Linked DNA regions of Homo sapiens: all the other regions are linked to region 3. Evidence: chromatin contacts called from ENCODE Hi-C or POLR2A ChIA-PET data. All regions are on one chromosome and are shown on one strand. Each heading gives the region's core, a stretch centred on a gene start or an enhancer-like site at or near the end of the contact. The rest is flanking DNA. Distances are from core to core; before and after follow the strand shown.

What was found. Hi-C counts contacts between places; a loop is a spot of excess contacts on that map. ChIA-PET counts read pairs that join two places held with the same protein, here RNA polymerase II (POLR2A). Pooled maps may share reads with other maps.
Region 1: a loop to region 3 is called in a map of PC-9, with 7 times the contacts of the local background. The contact joins two enhancer-like sites. A Hi-C loop is called at or near these places in 1 of 168 maps with a recorded cell type or tissue (PC-9) and 5 of 50 pooled maps. POLR2A ChIA-PET finds 5 or more read pairs at or near these places in 2 of 52 experiments (Panc1 and activated naive CD8-positive, alpha-beta T cell).
Region 2: a map of PC-3 shows a loop between it and region 3 (7-fold over the local background). The contact joins two enhancer-like sites. A Hi-C loop is called at or near these places in 11 of 168 maps with a recorded cell type or tissue (B cell, CD4-positive, alpha-beta T cell, CD8-positive, alpha-beta T cell and 7 more), 5 of 37 single-sample maps with no recorded cell type and 10 of 50 pooled maps. POLR2A ChIA-PET finds 5 or more read pairs at or near these places in 8 of 52 experiments (CD4-positive, alpha-beta T cell, CD4-positive, alpha-beta memory T cell, MCF 10A and 5 more).
Region 4: a map of mammary epithelial cell shows a loop between it and region 3 (2.7-fold over the local background). The contact joins two enhancer-like sites. A Hi-C loop is called at or near these places in 4 of 168 maps with a recorded cell type or tissue (MCF 10A and mammary epithelial cell) and 7 of 50 pooled maps. POLR2A ChIA-PET finds 5 or more read pairs at or near these places in 6 of 52 experiments (AG04449, CD4-positive, alpha-beta T cell, CD4-positive, alpha-beta memory T cell and 3 more).

Annotation. Positions count from the first base shown.
Region 1 is chr2:234,334,611-234,337,310 of GRCh38, forward strand. No RefSeq gene overlaps it. Among named protein-coding and RNA genes, the nearest start is that of LINC01891, 120 kb to the right of the region's middle. Within about 2 kb of position 1,366, at least 11 of the 41 ENCODE cell types and tissues checked have a DNase peak (open chromatin) inside an H3K27ac peak, as active enhancers do; they include PC-9, where a contact is called at or near this core.
Region 2 is chr2:234,307,699-234,310,398 of GRCh38, forward strand. No RefSeq gene overlaps it. Among named protein-coding and RNA genes, the nearest start is that of LINC01891, 150 kb to the right of the region's middle. RefSeq lists an enhancer at 1,345-1,484. Within about 2 kb of position 1,278, at least 5 of the 41 ENCODE cell types and tissues checked have a DNase peak (open chromatin) inside an H3K27ac peak, as active enhancers do; they include PC-3, where a contact is called at or near this core.
Region 3 is chr2:234,135,259-234,137,958 of GRCh38, forward strand. No RefSeq gene overlaps it. Among named protein-coding and RNA genes, the nearest start is that of SPP2, 86 kb to the left of the region's middle. Within about 2 kb of position 1,358, at least 8 of the 41 ENCODE cell types and tissues checked have a DNase peak (open chromatin) inside an H3K27ac peak, as active enhancers do; they include PC-3 and PC-9, where a contact is called at or near this core.
Region 4 is chr2:233,989,394-233,992,093 of GRCh38, forward strand. All of the region lies in intron 21 of TRPM8 (transient receptor potential cation channel subfamily M member 8), which reads left to right. Among named protein-coding and RNA genes, the nearest start is that of SPP2, 60 kb to the right of the region's middle. RefSeq lists an enhancer at 1,134-1,183. Within about 2 kb of position 1,303, at least 4 of the 41 ENCODE cell types and tissues checked have a DNase peak (open chromatin) inside an H3K27ac peak, as active enhancers do.

The DNA of each region.
Region 1 (2,700 bases), core at 116-2,615, 200 kb after region 3:
TTGAGAGATATTTACAAACCTAAATAGGAGCCAAACAACTCCTCTGTGCCAGCTTTATGCCACATCCCTCTCAAGAAAACTATGGCACATGTCTCTTTTCAAAGATACACCATAAAGAGAAGTATGTTTGTTTTTATTCCAATGTTAGTGCTTCTTAGCTACAATAGTTAATCTACAGCAAATTATGAGAAAAAGGGTGCCTTAAGCAGAGCAGAGTTTGCTACAATGGATGGTTTTTCCTGACAAGTTTGTCTGTGCACATTTCCTGAGATTCCCATTTCCTATAATACCTTGTACTTCAAGTTTATTCTCGTTGCATTATTAAATTGCGAGTGATCATGTTTCTCACTGCAGTGGGACTCCCTCCACCATCAGCTGAGACCGCCTAAGCTCCCAGAGTAACTCAGAGAAGGAAAGGGCAGGCTGGTTCCCAGAGGCCCAGGGAAGCATGTCGGTCTGTGTGACCTTGTGTTCACACATCCCAGGTCTGGGATTCTGGCCCAGGAAACAAGATTCTCATCCACATTTTAGAAACCACAACTTTATAATACCTGCTTCTTTATTTATATTCAATCAGTTTAACCATTTGAGGAGTAAGTCAATGAAAATGTTTAACAGTTAAAAAACATACAACCACTAATTTTAGAATAAAATATTCAGAAAAAAAATGTTAAGCTTTTAAATAGTTCATGTTCTATATCACCCTTTGGAAGATTCAGGTTTACCTAAATTTTTTATTAACGGGACAGCCACCTTCTAAACAGGGACAGAGTTCTATAGGCACAAAGGGGTGGGAATACAGTCCAGGTCTTCTGTTCACATGGACCTGAGAGAGAGCAAGTAGAAAGTCAGTGATTCAATTGCTTGGTGGGTTAATGCCATTTCCCCTTAAGGAGGTATTGCTAGATCCTTTTTAGGACTCAGAGGAAAATAAGAAATATTGCCTGATGTCTACCCACTCCCTTCCAATTCTGTTTCAATGTTAGAATTTTCCTTTGCTAACATTTAATCTCTGTAGAGGGTCAGCTACTTAATGCAACAATGTTTCATTTCCATGGAAGCATCTGTTTGCTGAAGACATGGGGGTTCCCACGGCAACCTACTGACATGGGATTTTGCAGTCCTTCCTCCCGAATTACCAGGAAGCCAGGGCTCACGTGTGTGGGTGTCAGAGCTGACAACTGGCCTCGTCGGCGTCCATCTCTTCCTCCACTCCCTCTAATGAAATTAAGTCCCTGCTGCTGGACAGCGTCCTGCTAACAGCTCGCAGATTGCCCCACCTCTCAGGGCCTGTCTGGGCATCTTAGCAGCATCTGCTTCCAGCCTGTCACGCTCTAGACTCGTGATAGCTGTCTGCTGACTAGATGGCATTCTGATAAAGGGCAGAAAGGCAGAGCGATGTCTGTTCTGGGGTGTGTGCCAGGCACAGGGTGCGGGACAGTGGTGACGCGCTCTGCCTTTCCTCAGCCAAAACCACAAGCCCTTGTCCCGTGCAGCGTCCTCATGCGAGATGTTCCGCAGAGCCACTTCATGGTTCTCAGCACACTCAGAGCACTCACTGTGGCTTTCAGCAGCACGAAACAGATGCTTGAATGGGCCAAGAATGGGGGGCAGTGGCTCAGGCCTGTAATCCCATCACTTAGGGTGGCTGAATCGGGTGGATCTCCTGAGGTTAGGAGTTCAACACCAGGCTGGTCAATATGGTGAAACCTCGTCTCTACAAAAATACAAAAATTAGCTGGGCATGATGGTGGGTGCCTGTAGTCCCAGCTACTTTGGAGGCTGAGGCAGGAGAGTCACTTGAACTCGGGAGGCAGAGGTTGCAGTGACCCAAGATTGCACTCCAGCCTGGACAACAGAGCAAGACTCCATTTCAAACCAAACCAAACAAACAAACCCAAGAATGAATGAAGCATTTGGGACGTTACGCGATAGGAGCTGAGGCTTGGGGGCAGGCACTGTGCTGCATGTTATCCCACTGTTAGTATCTTAAAGACAGGGACACAAGTTTAGGGAACAAAAGCAAATTAGGCGAGGTCTGACTCCAGGACCTGAGGCTCAGCCGCTGTCTGTGACTCTAATCCCCAAATTGCTTTCCACTGTCAGGAGTCCACACTCTCAGTAATGAAACTTCCTGTACCACTGGCTTCTTTTTTGTTTTTTTGGATGGCATCTTGCTCTGTCACCCAGGCTGGAGTGCAGTGGTGCCATCTCGGCTCACTGCAACCTCCGCCTCCTGGGTTCAAGTGATTCTCCTGCCTCAGCCTTCCGAGTAGCTGGGACTACAGGTGCCCGCCGCCGTGCCTGGCTAATTTTTCTATTTTTAGTAGAGATGGGGTTTCACCATATTGGCCAGGCTGGTCTCGAACTCCTGACCTTGTGATCTGCCCACCTCTGCCTCCCAAAGTGCTGGGATTGCAGGCGTGAGCCACTGCACCCAGCCACCACTGGCTTCTTATGTTAGTGCTTCTTGTGCCAAAACTCAGGTGACTGGAGAAGGGAGGAGCCACACAGTCTTCTCCAAGTGTGTGGCCTGTCCATGGGCTGAGATGCAGCTTTCAGCCTCTGTGGCTGTCTTTTCTTTTATCCATATTCTCATATCTCCCATTCTAGCGCTGTCTCTTATCAACCTAATTGAGTGACATGAAAGGGCACAGCTTCAACTGTGACTCAGGGGAGCGAGGGACAAAGGAGGAAGGA
Region 2 (2,700 bases), core at 28-2,527, 170 kb after region 3:
ACTTGAGAGGAACTTAACGGGTGCTATAAAAAAGGAACTCAATAGGTGCCATTCGGGTTCAGAGAAACAAGGCACAAACTCTGCCTTGGAGGTTAGCAAAGCCTGAGAATGAGAGTCTTGTCTACCAGTGGAGGCTCCCTTTCATTGCCTGCTTCTCAGGCAGAAAGGAAGTTTTCTCCAAAATAACACATGTGCCAAGCAAGGTGTGGACAAATAACCAGACAGCTCTGAGCATGCCCTGCATCGAACACTAGACCAATTGCTTATGGTTGGAAACAATTGAGATCAGACCCAAGGTTTGACTCACATAGGAACAAGTTAACTTCCTGGGATCCAGGGCAACAGAATCCACCTTCACCTCCAGTGGGCCATCTTGCGAAGGAAAGCTGTTGGACTCTAAAGGTGCAGTGGGGTCGGTCCATATCCATGGCCAATCCTGAGTGAGGGCCTTGCTGATGTGGAGAACCCCAGCTTAGTCACTGAGCAGGCATCTCCTTGTCCAAATACCAAGGACAGACACCGCAGGCCACCGACCACTGTAACAGCAAAATAAATTTGTTCCAGGGAAAATGCTAAACATGTGACTGATTTTTTTCCTGTAGTTCTTAAAAAAAAAAAATTCCCTGTGCATCTTGATGATGCATCATTTGTAAGATGCTTTGTTTGCCTACAGTGGTGTCTGGTGGAGGACTAGGGATGGACACTCTAATTCAGAAAGTAAAGAAAAGTAATTGACAGCTTTCCTTCTGTAATTTTGTTTGAGTTCATAAAATAGAGAATTGCTGTAAGCCTAAAAGCAACTGATGGCTGACACCAAAATCGAAACATGGATATGCTCAGCCTGACATCTTAGGAAGCCGCCAACGATACTGTGTGCAAGCCCATCACCCAGCATCTCCCTGGGTATCCCAGGCTTCTTAACCAGAGGAACTTGCACAGAGAAACCAAATTGTGGATGGTTACAGCCATGTGAGTAGGGCTGATCTATCTTTACCTGACAACTGCACATGCAAGGTTAGCCCTTGTTCTGAAGAGCAGATTCTTCTCTGAAATCTGATGCTCTTTGTCTGGACTTTTCAGAAGGAGAGAGAGCATAATGCTTAATTTTATAAGTGACTGATTTGAACTGTGTAACGTCTAGAGATATTTCTCAGAGGTTTACTATCGGTCACAAAAAATATAACATGACTCAGAGAAGAACTGATTTCCCTTTTTTGAAAAGTAGAGAAGCCACAGGGCAAACAAATGAGGCAGCTTCCCCTGGCTCATGCGGAAAGATTGACGTCAATCTCCAAGTAGCTGAGACAGCTCACGCTTGCTTGGGCTCATGAGGAAGAAGTGGAAATCTCTGTGCCACAAAACCCAAAGGCATAATGTCAAAACCCCATCTGTAAGCAGGAGAGAGCTTCAAGGCTGGATGGGCCATGGTCTGATTACAGAGCCAGTTTCACAAAAGACATGGGGTTTACAGCATCACAGGGAGAAAGAGGAGATCGTCAGTTAAATGAAAGAGAACAGTGGATAAAATGACTCTTTTAAGTGTGCTGCCTTTCAGTTCACTGGCTCACAATTTAATGGCAAATAACCAGAAAAATGCCACAAGTCGTCCTTGCTATGAAGTCTCCAAACTCTAGCTAGGTTTAATGGTGCAACATCTGCATATTTGTATTAGTCTGTTTTCATGCTGCTGATAAAGATATACCTGAGAGTGAGCAATTTACAAAAGAAAGAGGTTTAATTGGACTTATAGTTCCACATGGGTGGGGAGGCCTCACAATCATGGCGGAAGGCAAGGAAAAGCAAGTCACGTCTTACGTGGATGGCAGCAGGCAAAGAAAGAGAATTTGTGCAGGGAAACTCCCATTTTTAAAACCATCAGATCTCATGAGACTCATTCACCATCATGAGAACAGCTCAGGAAAGACCGCCCCCCACCCCCATAGTTCGATCACCTCCCCTTATGGGAATTGTGGGAGTTACAGTCAAGATGAGATTTGGGTGGGGACACAGCCAAACCATATAAATATTCCAGCTGCCACTTTGCAGAGTAAATGGTGAGAAGTGATTGGAATCTGGATATAGAGTGCAGGTCAAGCTGACAAATTTTGTATATGGTTTACATGTAGAGCATGAGAGAAAAGAGAAGGCAAGGATTACACCAAGGCCATGACCTGAACAGCTCTTGCCTCGGTGCCTCCAGGTGTGTGGGATGTGTTTGCTTTCTGCTTCTACCTTTCTGGTGCTACTATCAACTTTTTGTCCAGGAACCCCTTGTCTATGGAGTTGTGCCTTCCAGTGGTGTAGACCATCTGCTTCTTCTTCCCAAACCAGGAAACCGAAATGCCACAAAACAGCGCATGCCCTTACTGCGTGTGAAGTCCTTCGGCATTTTATCTTCTCTTCCATTAGTTGTATTTTTTAAAAAGTTTCTCAAAATCCACTACACAGATTCTCTATCCTCTATCGAGTCATGACCCACAATTTTGAAAATCACTCTTTCAGACAACACTGTATGAGAATATTTTTCCTGCTTGAAGCCAAGGGAGAAATAACACTGCTTCTATCCCCAGGCACACTCTAAAGGACACTGGAGAAAGGGGACAGAACCAGCAGCAGGTGCCCACACGTCAGGAAACACTCATCCGCTGAAACAGCTGAGCTTGCCTGGAGATTTGCAAGCAATATATCCAGGAACAACTC
Region 3 (2,700 bases), core at 108-2,607:
GTTCCTGGGTGATCCCTGGTGATTGCTGGGTGCAGTGGGGACTGAGGACGTGGGTCTCATTCTCCTCACGTCCCATCCAGTTGACTGTAGCTTTCTCTTAGCTGGCCTTGCCTCAGCCTGGTGAGAGCAAAGTCTGTGCATTTTTTGTTACCTTTCTATTCCCGGATCTTAGCTGAAATGCAGGCGCTGCTTAATTGACAGAAAGAAATGAAAAGGAATTGAATGCTTAGAAACAGTGATCGCATATCAGCCAAGTATACAACAAGAGTCAGGCCTCCCCCACTTTGACACTTTCTCCTCTCTATTGCTATTCATTTTGGGGACCTTTGGGGTAAAACTGCATGTTAAAATGTAAGGAATAAGACTCCAGCTGAGGAATAGGATTTTCACACCTAGAGTTTTTAAAAAATGCAACAGAGTCCGGTATCAAACTCTAAACAGAAACTGGATCGGGGATTCTTTAGAAGGGATTCCTAAAATGGGTGGCCCCAAGCCTAAACGACTTCAGTGGAATCTTCCAGTCTTGCATTCACCGTTACCAGCTGTTTGTAATGGGAGAGATTCAGTGACTCTTATCGGGCACTAGATGGCGATCAGGCATCAATAAGGCCCAACAACCGCCTCGGACCTGGGACCTGGGATTGGCTCCTCCAACCCTGGCCGCCACCCTGGGAAGTGGCCATTGTCATCTTGATTGTCTGTGGGAGACCAGTGAGGCTGGCGGTGGGGATTAGAACTTCACCCAAGGATCACACCCTCCTTCAACCCTTCCTGTGCAGCAGGTTTTACATTCATGTGCAGTGACCGCAGCCGAGGATGTGGGGCACAGCCCGTGAGAGAGACCAGGAGGTCAGCAGTGGTGGGAGTGTTGTGTGCAGTGCAGCCAGGGACCACGGAACGGGTCTCTGTGGCCGCTGGACCCTGCCCCACGGGCCTCAGGGAGGAAGAGCTCTTGAAGGCCGAGAAGGGGCTGTGCTCTAAGCCTGCTGCCCAGGCCTACCCTGCAGCCCCCAGGATGGTTTTCAGGATGCCTCTAATAACACCCATGTCACTCTTACCACTGGCCAAGCACCATTTTGAGCACTTTCCACAGATCAATGTATTTAATCCTCACACAAGCACAATGGGCTGGGTACTACCATCATTGTCATTCTATAGATGAGGAAACTGAGGCACAAGGAAATTACAAAGTTTGTTCAAAGTCATTTGTAGACCAAAAAAGAAAAGAAAGAAAAATTCTGAGCCCTTCAACCATCTAAATGGACCCCTCCTCTCTGCAAGGACATTCCAAAGCTAACCTGAAAAACTAGTTCAGGCCATGATGGGAGGCAGGGGTCAGAGGTCAGACATGCCTCATTATGCCCTCCTCCCTTTTGGAATTACTGATAGAACATTTACAGTGTATTCTCTCTGAAGCCTGCCACCTGGAGGTTTCACATGCATGATTAAATCTTGGTCTTCACAACCCTTTATCTTAACCCAGACATTCCTAAGTCCTCTGACAATAACTTAACTCTTTCAACCAATTGCCAGTCAGAAAATCTTTGAATCTGCTGATGATCTGGAATCCTCCTCCACTCCAAGCCCTGCAGCTTCCAGTTGACCCACCTTTCCGGACAGAACCAATGTTCATCTTACATGAATTTGATTGATGCCTATGTCTACCTAAAATGTATAAAACTAAACTGTCCCTGATCACGTTGGGCACATGTTCTCAGGATCTCCTGAGGGCTGTGTCATGGGCCATTGGTCACTCATATTTGGCTCAGAATAAATCTCTTCAAAGATTTTACAGAACTTGACTCTTTTCATCAACACATTCAACAAGTAGGTGACAGAGATGGGATTATGCTATTTTTTGAGACAGTTTCACTCTGCCACCTAGGCCGGAGTGCAGTGGCGCAATCTCGGCTCACTGCAACCCCACCTCCAGGGTTCAAACAATTCTCCTGTCTCAGCCTCCCAAGTAGCTGGGATTACAGGTGCACGCCACAAAGCCCGGCTAATTTTTGTTTTTTTTAGTAGAGATGGATTTTCCCCATGTTGGCCAGGCTGGTCTTGAACTCCTGATCTCAGGTGATCCGCCTGCCTCAGCCTCCCAAAGTGCTGAGATTACAGGCGTGAGCCACCGTGCCCAGCTGAAAAATGTTTTAGATAAATTTTGTTCAATTGAAAAAAAAAAAAACAAAAAAAACAACTTATTACCTCTTCAGACCTCCTTGAGATGAAGCAACTGACTCCCTCTCACAGGAAATTTCTATGACAGTCAACAAAAGCTGTCAAATTGCCTGCCTTTGTTCTTTGAGAAATTAGAACAGCCTCCAATGCCTGCAGGTTACATTTCCAACCAGTGACTCATTTCATTGAGATGGGTTCTTTTTCCTGCAACGATAGCAAGTTTGTTATACTAGTTGGGTCTTGGTGAGAACACTGACTAGGAACCAAAAAGAATTCCACAGCCCAGGACAATTAGGTCAAGCCATGAAAGCCCTTTAATTCTGGTAAAACCCCCTCAAAGGGGCATGTGAACGTAAGTCTTCACAGCCCTCTGGCGCCAGCACAATGGCAAAATCACTCCACCCAGAAGCACTTGGCCCCCAGCTGGGACGTTCTGGGTTCAGCCTGGCTCCTTGTCCCAAAGGTCCCTGGTTGGCACAGTGGGGCTCTGCACCATCTATCTGGTCCTCTCCAGGGATGGCA
Region 4 (2,700 bases), core at 53-2,552, 150 kb before region 3:
AGTGTGACAGCTTGCAACATCCCTGTCCTTGGGGAACCTCCTCGATTAGCTCCGGCTTAAACCAGAGGCCTTTTCCTGGCTAATACCTGTCTGGGGACACCAGAACAGCGAGAGACGCCGTGTTGTTATCCTTAGGTTAAATCCTTGGAACACTGTTTCTGATCATTTTTAAAGTTGTTCAGGGCTTACTCTGTGAGCAGATGGCCCCAGGATGTGACCCTTCCCTGGCACCACATCAAAATACTCATTTAAAAGCTTAACCATACACAATGGCAACCTTATTAACTGCAATGCAAATGTACCTTTGGGAATTCTGAAGGAGTATTGGAGTGCTCTCTAGATGGTATTCAACAGAGAAAGGAAATGGATGTGAACATCTGTGATTATTCTACATTAAAATTATCGATCACAGGGCCTGTGTGGCTTATCAGCGGCAGGAAGTGAATTTAAAGTCAGTAAATGACTCCAGGTCGACTTACCAGGAGCTAGGGCATTTATAAGCATTGTGCCCTGAAGATAAGTTCACCCCAGGCAGTTCTGAAAAGGACTCGTCAAACATGTCCTGCTGTAGAATAATTTCTAAAAATGTTTTTCAGATCTTAGGAGTAATATAAACATGCAGAAAAGTAGAAGGAAGAAAATAATGACCTGATACAAACTAAAGGTTTGAGTGCTGTGTGAACAGTCTAAGGGAGGTTATTGAATTGGGGTGAAAAGAATAGAAAGAAGAGCGCAGATAATTGTAATAGTAACAATAGCTAATATTTATTGAAGCTTTCCCATGCTGGGCACAGGTTCAAGTGCTTTACAGGGGTCGCCTCATTTAATTATTACTCATTTCTGTGTAGGTGTGTAGCCGGTGGGCTAGTTCAGGTTCTTGACTTTGGGACAGAAAATAATTTGAAAGTGAGTCAAAAGCAAAAGCAAGCAAGAGAGTTGACTGCAAAGCCAAAGTACACTCTAGCAGCCGGTCAGAACGGGCCACTCAAAGGCAAGACAGCTCTGTCTAATACTGGGGGATCTCCCTTTATGGGAAATTTGCATGATTATTCATGAAGGGGTGGTAAGGGGTGTTGCTATTAAGCATGTTAGGAGTGGTTTCTTAGGTCCACATGTGCAGTGGCTGTACATGCTAGTACATCCATCGCATGTCTTATAAGCATTTTAAATCTCCACCTGGGGGTGTGTTTTTTACTATTATAATGAGCACAGGTCAGCCCAAGGACACTAATCACGGGTTTCTGTGCTTGTACAAATGTGGGGATTTTTCTCTTCTGCTCCTGCCTTTTTGCTGTAGGGTGTTCTAACCACGAGCTCAGGATGCGGTCTGTGCACTGTTAGGTGGTTTGTTCTCTTCATCAATTTGACAAGTTTCTTGTTTCCTGTCAAGGGAGGCTCTGACCACCTCATCTAACCTGCCTCAGGTGCAGCCTTATTGCCATTTTACACGTAAGGAGTGGGAGGCAGAGAAAGGTTAAGTCCCTGATATTAAGGGAAGAGATGACATGGAAACATATGAATATAATATATATAATATAATGTAATACAAACAGCATGGAGAGGCTATTTGCAGAGGAGGGAGTTATTAATTGTGAGATTGTTGGCTGGGGGAGCCTAGGATCTGCAGCAGCAGCTAGGTGGAGGTGATGTTTGCTTGAAAGATCATGTACCCAGAGCCCCAAGTGTTGGTAGGAGAGGTAGAAGCAGGGGAGATAATGTTAGTCTAGGGAGGAATCAGCAGCCGGGGAGGGTGGAAATGTAGGCAGGGGCTAGGTTATGGAGAGTCTTTTATAGTATATTAAAGAATTTGGACTTTTTCCTGAAGTTGAAGAGAAATGTCATGGGTCTTCGTGCAAGTATATGGCACAGTCTTAGTTGGTTATTCTGTTAGCAATATACTAACCTGAATTATCAATTCCAAAATCAGTGTGATCCAATCGCTTGTCATCTCTTACTGCTGGCTGTTGTTGGCTTTGTACCTGCTTTTTTGATGTTGCAGAATGAGAGGGGAACCAGGATGTGTTACACAGTTTAACATACACACCAGCGCATCAGAGAGAGCGAAAAGTCACTGTCACCACGGGCCATGGGGCAGTACTGGCTAGATACTGCCTGTGTGCTGGGGAAGGAGCGACAAAGGAAAATCCATGAAATCTACGCAAAGTTTGGAGGAGGTGTCCATCTGATAGGGAATTAGCTGACAAGTTTCTTGTATTTCAGTGTATTTGAAAATTCTGCCATTGTTTTAGCATCTACTTTTTCCTTGTGAATTTTTTGCAGACTTTGCATTCTGTTCTGTGGATCTGTCTTTGTATTTTGGTTTTTACTACCAAATGGCTTTGATTACTGAAGTATTTTTTTCTTTTAGGCGTTCTAACATCTGTTGTACAAGTTTCCCTCATTATTCTTATTCAAAACTTTTCTGGCATTTCTTGTATATTTAATTGTACAGAGGAGCCTAAGGCTTATCTTGTGGATTCTTTCTTCTTTCTCCTTCCCCCAAAAATTCTTGTGAATATTATTATGATGATGTTAGGTTTGTAGAATCATTTAAGGGAATTTGGCATCTTACTATTGAGAAGAAATGCTATGATTTTCATTTATTCAAACATATATAATTTCCCAGTAAAGTTTTATGGTCTTTTTCATATGGATCTGGCAGATTCCTTGTTAATTTGTTTCCAGCCACTTATGGTAGGG